Regions from separate parts of the Homo sapiens genome. Here region 1 is linked to region 2. A link is an interaction called in ENCODE POLR2A ChIA-PET data of the cell type or tissue named here. Cell type or tissue: OCI-LY7. All regions are shown on one strand. Links, peaks and the distances in the headings refer to the core of each region. The heading gives the core; the rest is flanking DNA. Region 1 overlaps PANK2 (pantothenate kinase 2). Region 2 overlaps AP5S1 (adaptor related protein complex 5 subunit sigma 1).

What was found. ChIA-PET counts read pairs that join two places held together with the same protein. Peaks named below come from ENCODE experiments on the same cell type or tissue, not always from the same donor. Only the 100,000 strongest peaks of a DNase experiment are listed, where the experiment ranks them.
Region 1: POLR2A ChIA-PET joins it to region 2 with 13 read pairs; 13 of 35 experiments call an interaction of 5 or more read pairs at or near these places.

What each region holds. Positions count from the first base shown.
Region 1 is chr20:3,894,980-3,899,365 of GRCh38, forward strand. All of the region lies in intron 1 of PANK2 (pantothenate kinase 2), which reads left to right. Among named protein-coding and RNA genes, the nearest start is that of PANK2, 7.8 kb to the left of the region's middle. RefSeq lists a silencer at 1,323-1,617 and an enhancer at 2,634-2,863. In OCI-LY7, for the core only: no CTCF peak of the experiment used is centred there; no DNase peak of the experiment used is centred there; H3K4me3 peaks cover 1,744 bases; H3K27ac peaks cover 1,616 bases.
Region 2 is chr20:3,824,439-3,828,824 of GRCh38, forward strand. It overlaps AP5S1 (adaptor related protein complex 5 subunit sigma 1), which reads left to right. Exons shown (of 3, transcript NM_018347.3): 3 at 1-4,386. Among named protein-coding and RNA genes, the nearest start is that of AP5S1, 6.1 kb to the left of the region's middle. In OCI-LY7, for the core only: CTCF peaks have their summits at 1,257 (motif pointing right) and 1,459; no DNase peak of the experiment used is centred there.

The sequences.
Region 1 (4,386 bases), core at 155-4,154, 70 kb after region 2:
GTTAAAAATATTTTGCTGACTGTGTATGCTGGCTCATTTCTGTAATCCTAGCACTGTAGGAGGCTGAGGTGGGAAGATCACTTGAGACCACGAGTTCAAGACCAGCTTGGGCAACATAGCCAGACCTCGTCTCTCCAAAAATAAAAAGGGCATGCATGGTGGCTCACACCTGTAATCCCAGCTACTCAGGACGCTGAGGCAGGAGAATCACTCGAACCCAGGAGGTGGAAGTTGCAGTGAGCCGAGATTGCGCCACTGCACTCCAGCCTGGGAGACAGGGCGAGACTCCATCTCAAATAAAATAAATAAATAAATAAATAAATAATAATAAACAAATTAGCAGAATGTCGTGGCACATGGTCGTAGTCCCAGCTACTTGGGAGGCTGAGACAGGAGGATTGCTTGAGCCCGGAGGATTGCTTGAGCCCGGAAGATTGAGGTTGCACTGAGCTATGATCATGCCACTGCACTCGAGCCTGGGCGACAGAGGGAGACCCTGTCTCCGTTTTTTTTTTTTTCTTTTTTTTTTTCTCAAAACATTTCAAAAAATAGGAGGAGGAAGATAGACTAGGCTATTGTAGAGCATCAGGCAATGAAAAGAATGGCTATTTTGATTATTTAAAAGAGCGGTGATGTTTTTTGGACTTAAAGTTTGTAGCCTTGTGAGCTTTTCTCAGGTTCATAATTTGGGGTATCTTCAGGCACTGTTCAGGTAAGACTGACTGGGATGTGAAAACTTTTCTAAATTGCGGCTTAAAGTTTGCTTTCTAAAAATGAAACCCATCTCAGTTTTTTAGTAGTTCGTTACATTTTGTGTGTTTATATTTCCTGAATGTAGAATTTGTTGTTGAATTTGCTGATTTTACGGTATGTGGTCTTTTATAAGTATCTAGTCCCTGAGTTTAAAACTATTTTGGGAATAAGAATAATTATTAAAGTACCTCTTTCAATGTTAGGCCAAGATATTGCTTTCCTAGAACAGCCTAGACATGGATTTGCGATGTCATTAACCATCTGTGGTCTGGTAAAAGTGTAGTTCATAATATTGGAAAATTGAGCACACTTTTAAAAGTAAACTGTGTGTTTCTTTTTTTTTTTTTGAGACGGAGTCTTGCTCTGTCGCCCAGGCTGGAGTGCAGTGGTGCGATCTTGGCTCACTGCAAGCTCCTTCTCCTGGGTTCATGCCCTTTCTCTTGGCTCAGCCTCCTGAGTAGCTGGGACTACAGGTGCCCGCCACCACGCCTGGCTAATTTTTTTTTTTTTTTTTTTTTTGTATTTTTAGTAGAGACGGGGTTTCACCATGTTAGCCAGGATGGTCTCTATCTCCTGACCTCGTGATCCGCCTGCCTTGGCCTCCCGAAGTGCTGGGATTACAAGCGTGAGCCACCATGCCCAGCCTACTGAACTATGTATTTCCCATTGGAAAGTGTGATGTTGTGAAATATATATATTGGTCTTTTGCCCATTTCCTGGCATACAACTCCTGAAATCCTTAGAAACTCCACAGTGATGTCCTTTTGTGTGCTAAGGAGTTAACTGATGGCTGGAAGCCTCTGGACTTAGTCATGGAAAGAACAAGACAGGATTAGAGGGTTGGGACTTTCACTCCTCTCCAGCCTCTGGGGAGGGGTGGGGGCTTGAAGGTTAAGTTGATCACCAGTGGACAGTGATTTAATCAATTATACCTACTAATGAAGCCTCCATTAAAAACCCAGGAGGACAGGGTTTGGAGAGCTTCTGGATGGCCAAACAAGAGGTTCCAGGAGGGTGCAGTGCCCGAGAGCACAGAAGTTCCGTGTCCCTCCCCTATACTGTGTACTATGCGTCTCTTCCTCTGAATCTTTTGAAATATCTTTATAATAAACCAGTAAATGTGTTTCTTAGGTTCTGTGATCCAGTCTAGCAAATTAATCCAAACCAAAGAGGGGTCATGCAAACTCCAACTTGAAGCCAGTTGATCAGAAGTTCTGGAGGCCCAGATTGGCAACTGGTGTCTGGCAGAGGTGTGGTGGAGGAGCAGTCTTGAGGGACTTAGCCCTCGACCTGTGGCATATGATGCTATCTCCAGGTACATAGTCGTTGGAATTGCATTGGAGGGCACCCAGCTGGTGAGTGCTGCAGAATTGGTTACTTGCTTTGTGTGTGGGCTCACAGAAGTCTTCTGTGTTGATCGTTGCTGTGGTGTGAGAGCAGAGGAAAAACTTTGTTTTTCCACACTCTTAAAGGATTTCAGTCGTTGAGACCTATTATGGGACCTTGTGCTTTGCATACGTTTTGAAATGTGGCCTAAGTCAAGTATAGGTTGTCTAGACTGAGTACCTTGGAGGTCTTAATATCAGGAAATATGTTAAGGGCTGTGAATAGACTGAAATATCTGAAAATTAATGGCCAGGACTCACTAACTAGAAGGCAGGGGCCTTCTCTTATCAGTGAGCTCTAGGCTGGATGTGTTAGCTCACGTCTGTAATCTCAGTACTTTGGGAGGCTGAGGCGGGTGGATCGCTTGAGCTTAGGAGTTTGAGACCAGTCCGGGCAACATGGTGAAACCTCGTCTCTACAAAAAATTAGCTGGTTGTGGTGGCCTGCACCTGTAGTCCAGCTACTTGGGAGGCTGAGGTGGGAGGATCACTTGAGCCAGGGAGGTTGAGGCTGCAGTGAGCCTGAACCTGGTGATTGTACCACTGTACTCTAGCCTGGATGACAGAGTGAGACTGTGTCTCTCAAAAAAACAAAAACGAAAACAAAACCTGGGTGCAGTGGCTCACGCCTATAATCCTAGCACTTTGGGAGGCCGAGGTGGGCGAATTAGTTGAGGTTACGAGTTCAAGACCAGCTTGGTCAACATGGTGAAACTGTCTCTACTAAAAATATGAAAACTAGCTGGGCATGGTGGTACGAGCCTGTAATCCCAGCTACTCGGGAGGCTGAGGCAGGAGAATCGCTTGAACAACTGGGAGGCGGAGGTTGCAGTGAGCTGAGGTCTGTCGCTGCACTCCATCTGAGCAACAGAGCGAGACTCCATCTCAAAAAAAAAAACCTCTTGGTTTTAATTGGTTATATTGGATTTTGTTTTTTGGAATCTGTTGAGATAATCATGATTTTTTTCCCTTCATCTTACTAATTGGAATTTCTAATGTAAAAGCCATTGCTGCATTACTGAGAAGAATCTCTTTTGGCTATGGCCTATTAATTTTACTGTACAACTAGATTCCATTTTTTATTTTATTATTTATTTATTTTGAGATGGAGTCTTTCTGTCACCCAGGCTAGAGTGCAGTGGCACGATCTTGGCTAACTGCAGTCTCTGCCTCCCGGGTTCAAGCAATTCTCCTGCCTCAGCCTCCTGATTATCTGGGATTACAGGCGCCCACCACCATGCCTGACTAATTTTTGTATTTTTAGTAGAGATGGGGTTTTACCATGTCGGCCAGACTGGTCTCGAACTCCTGACCTCAGGTCATCCACTCGCCTCGGCCTCCCAAAATGCTGGGATTATAGGCATGAGCTGCCTCGCCCTTAGGCTTTCTTGCTGAGTATATTTAATAAATATGTAAGGCTAGATGTTTCCGTTTAAGTACTACTTTGGGTATATCCTATTGGTTTCTATATATTGTATTCTCACTGTCATTCATTTAAAAATAAATTTTGTTTTGATTTCCTTTTTAATCCCAGAGTTAATAGTTTAAAAATTTCAAAGTAGATAGATTTATTTCTTTGTTTGTTGGATTAATTTCTAATTTTGAAGTTTTGCAGTAAGTGAATGTGACTTGTTCTTTGGAATTTGAAGTTCTTTAAGCTAGTGCAGTTAATTTTTGTGAGTGCTTTATGGGTTTTTAAAGGAATGTTTGCATGGTTTTGTTTGTTTTGGGAAACAGTCTTGCTGGTCTTGAGTGTTTTTTTTTGTTTGTTTGTTTTGGGAAACAGACTTGCTGTTGTCTAGGCTGGAGTGCAGTGGTGCGACCTCGGCTCACTGCACCCTCTGCCTCCCGGGTTCAAGTGATTCTCCTGCCTTAGCCTCCCGAGTAGCTGGAATTACAGGTGCCCACCACTGCACCTGGCTAATTTTTTATATTTTTAGTAGAGACGGGGTTTCACCATCTTGGCCAGGCTGGTCTCAAACTCCTGACCCCGTGATCCACCTGCCTCGGCCTCCCAAAGTGCTGGGATTACAGGCGTGAGCCACCGTGCCCAGCCGGGTTTTTTTTTTTTTGAGATGGAGTCTCGCTCTGTCATCCAGGCTGGAGTGCAGTGATGTAGTGTAGGCTCACTGCAACCTCCACCTCCTGGGTTCAAGTGATTCTGCTACCTCAGGCTCCCAAGTAGCTGGGATTACAGGCATGTGCCACCATGCCCGGCTAATTTTTTGTATTTATTGGAGACGGGGCT
Region 2 (4,386 bases), core at 314-4,313:
GCTGGGCAGAGGGTGGAGGAGGTCCTGCCTGTCCTCAGGTTAGTGGAACCACAGAACTTCCTGAGCCTAGAGCTGCTGTGTTACTTAGACCGCTGCCGTGCGGCAGCCACGCTTGTCCTTGAACCCACCTTCCTCCATCCCTGCCAGCCGATAGTGCTAGGGTGAGGAGCTGCCTGGAGCTCACCCCGCTCTTCTTCCAAACCCACAGTCAAGGCCAGGCGCGGTGGCTCACGCCTGTAATCCCAGCACTTTGCGGGGCTGAGGTGGTTGGACCACCTCAGGTCGGGAGTTCAAGACCAGCCTGGCCAACATAGTGAAACCCCATCTCTACTAAAAATACAAAAATTAGCTGGGTGTATGGCGCCCACCTGTAATCCTAGCTGCTCAGGGGGCTGAGTCATGGGAATCACTTGAACCTGGGAGGCAGAGTTTGCAGTGAGCCGAGAGTGCGCCACTTCACTCCAGCCTGGGCAACAGAGTGAGACTCCATCTCAAAAAAAAAAAAAAAATCCCACAGTCATCGAAACACAAAAGGGGTCTCAGACTCCCCTGAGGGTGGAGGAGCTGTGCCTGCATGCTGGCAGGCCACAGCCCCTGGCTTTGTGCCCACTTAGGCAGTATTATCAACAAGGTCCTGCTCAGTGTCCAGCCCCCGCTGAGTTCAGAAATGCATCTGCCAATCAGCAGCAGGATTCTGCAGCTCCTTTTGTGCCAAGCCCGTTCCCACCAGGCAGGCTCGAGATAAAGTCATCACAGCCTTCCCTCATCTGCAGGGAGAGAAGTTGCTGTCAGATGAATGTGAGCAGTCTAGCCTGGATGACATATTTTTCGTTTTGAATTAAAAGCACTGGCTGTGTGATTTTACCCTCTTTCTGTGAGTTTGATGCGTGCATCCTGCTCCTATGAGTGAGTGCCTCTCTGGATGGCCCCAAAGCTGCGTGTCTGAGCTTTCGTGGTCAAGGATCCCCCTAGGAGGCTTCTTGGGATGCCTCCATCTCTCATCCCCACCTCACCTCTGTCTCCTTAGAGGCCTCCTTTGGATGGTGGCACACATTTCTCCACCAAAGTATATGTCACAGGTGGCAGGTGGCTGTGGCAGAGCCGTCTGAGAAGCAGTGCTTGGGCTGAGAATTGGTGCGAGTGGTTTATGTGGGGTGGGCGGTGATCCCGGGAAGCAGGAAGGGGACACAGTCCTCGTGAATGCTTGTCAAGCCTATTAGGACTGTGGTAGGGAGCTGAGTGCCTCTAGGGGGCTGCACACAGCAGTTGCCTCTGAATTACCTCACCTGAGAGGTGGCGGCTGTGGGTGTTTGCCTACTGCCTTTAGTCAGTGGTTACAGGTTGATCCCAGGGTGCATACATTCCCTGGCTCTTTCTGCCCCTGAGAAAAAGCCTTCAGGCAATGTGGAGCTGGGCCTGCCTGCACCATGTTGAGTCCCAAAGGGATATGGGTGGGGTACCAAAAGTCGGTGGTTAGGAGGTCTTCAATCAGCAGCTTCTAGTGAAGGTTTAAACTTACTCAGTTGGGGGCGGGGGGTGGGGGAAAAACCACTTCAGTTTACATTGATTTTCATGATCTTCCTGTTACCAAGGAAGGTGAGGCTTTCTTGGCAGAACGAGCCTCCTAGGTGCTCAGCTCTCATGCTTGCCATCCATCAGTTGCCCTTTAGCATCCAGGATGGACCCAACTACACCCACTTTGGAGGCAGCACTGATGATTAGCCCTTCCAAGTCCATGGCCAAGGCCACCAGCCATGCCAGGCCTTCTACCACCACTGTCAACATAATTGGGATGAGGCCACCTTTTCCATTTTATGGTGCCACAAACCACCTTGACCATGAAGACCTAAAGGGATGTTACTCTGTGTGTGTGGCCAAGTCCCACCAGTGGAAATGTCCCACAGGCCTCTAGTAGGGACACCCCTTCCCTATACATTCTGTTCTCCTGGCCCACCCCTCACCCCAGGCTGGCGGTCCTGGTGGATTGGCTGTGTTCTCAGGGAACAGGCCATTTTGTCCTCTATGGAAAGGCTCAAGCTTACTGATCTGAATTCTTTCTGCCTTTTTTTCAAACGGAACTTAAGGAAGAGGTTGAGACTCTGCTCCCCTGGGAGCTGTGGGAAGTTGAGGTTAGGCGTGGCTGGTGGCCTGGTTCTCATGAGGTGGGGCAAACTGATGGACAAGAGAATAGTAGAGACTGAGACCACACCGTGGGGCTGCTGAGCTCCAGTTCCTGTCCAGCTGGACCAGGGTTTTCTTAACCAGATGAGCTTGCCCAGCACCCTTCCCACACTTCACACTTCTGCCCCAGCCTCTTGGGCTGGGTTTCCACCACAATTTATGCTCACCATATATTTATCGAGCCTCCCTTGGGCCTGATGCTCTGCTGGGTGCAATGCAGGATACAGAATGACCCCAAAGTTCCAGGAGAGACAGAGCTAAGGCCAGGTGACTGCAGATGACTGCAAAGCAGCAATGGTTTGAGCATCCCTGAATTGCTGCTCACAAGTGCTTTAAACACCTAAAGGAAGAAGGGGCACTTCAGTGACGAAGGCCAAGTGAAGGAGCCAGGATTTAGAACTAAAAGTGAGATGGCTATGGAAGCAAACTTGCCTCCCTCTCCAAGCCTCTTCCCTTTCTTCTCCCTGCCCCAGGAACCCTGGCCAAACCACATATCCCTCAGCTTCTTGAGAGAACTAGAGACTTTGAGCAGCTAGTAGTGTTACCAGTGTACCTCCACAAACACTCCTGGGACAACAGATGATGACAGGAGGGCAGTAGAGCCCAGAGAAGAGAGCTTACCTGGAAGGAGGAAGAAGTCACAGGTTTTGTTTTGTTTTGTTTTAGGCGGAGTTTCTCTTTGTTGCCCAGGCTGGAGTGCAGTGGCGCAATCTCGGCTCATTGCAAGCTCCGCCTCCCAGATTCACGCCATTCTGTCTCAGCCTCCCAAGTAGCTGGGACTACAGGTGCCTGCCACCACGTCCGGTTAAGTTTTTCTATTTTTAGTAGAGACGGGGTTTCACCGTGTTAGCCAGGTTGGTCTACATCTCCTGACCTTGTGATCCGCCCGCCGTGGCCTCTCAAAGTACCGGGATTATAGGCGTGAGCCACCACGACTGACTGGCATGAAGTCACAGGTTTTAAGGCAGGAACTGGCCTGCATGTATGTGGGTCACTGATTGGGTCACATACACTGCATGTATGTGAGCCCTGGGATGGGATTGGATCATCTTGTCTCCTTTAGGGCAGGGTGTTTTTTTCTAGCCCTGTGGTGCTGCGCACTGTCCAGCATCCCCCCAGGGCTCAATGTTTTCTTTTCTTTTTCTTTTTTTTTTTTTTTTGAGATGGAGTCTCACTCTGTTGCTCAGGCTGGAGTGCAGTGGTGCAATCTTGGCTCACTGCAACCTCTGCCTCCTGGGTTCAAGCAATTCTACCGCCTCAGCCTCCCAAGTAGCTGGGATTACAAGCATGTGCCACCATGCCTGGCTAATTTTTGTATCTTTAGTAGAGACAGGGTTTCACCGTGTTGGCCAGGCTGGTCTCGAACTCCTTACCTCAGGTGATCCACCCATATTGGCCTCCCAAAGTGCTGAGATTACAGGTGTGAGCCACCATGCCTGGCCTCAATCTTTTCTTTTAAACAATTATTCCTATATTTTATTGTAATGCAGTTAACCGTGTTTGTCAGATTCAATACTCTGTGACCCGTTAACCAAGTCTCTGTATGTTTATTACTGCAATTCAAGTGGCCGTGACCGTTTTCTTAAATATACTTTATTTGTTTAGTGCAATTTTAGGTTCACAGTAAAACTGAGCAGAGGGTACAGAGAGTTCTCATTTACTCCCTGTCCCCACACATGCACAGCCTCCCTTATCACCAACACTGGGCACCAGAGTGGTCATTTGTTACAACTGATGGACCTTCATTGACACGTCACTATCACCAGAGTCCATAGTTTACATTAGGGTTCACTCTTGGGGTGGTACATTCTATAGGTTTGGATGTATTTTCAGTGACATGCATCTACCATTATAGTATCATACAGAAGAGTTTCCCTGCCCGAACAGTCCTCTGCTGCACCTGTTCATTCTTCCCTCCCCTCAACCCCTAGCAACCATTGATCCTTTTACTGCTTCCATAGTTTTGCCTTTTCCAGAATGTTGTGTAGTTAGATTCATACTGTATATGTAGCCTTTTCAGATTGACTTCCTTCACTTAGTAATGTACATTTAAGATTCCTTCAAGTCTTTTCATGGCTGAATCATGAGCTTGACAGCTCATTTTGGAAGTACTGCTGAATAGTATTCCATTATGTGGATGTACATTATCTGTTCACCTACTGAAGGACATCTTGGTTGCTTCCAAGTTTTGGCAATTATGAATAC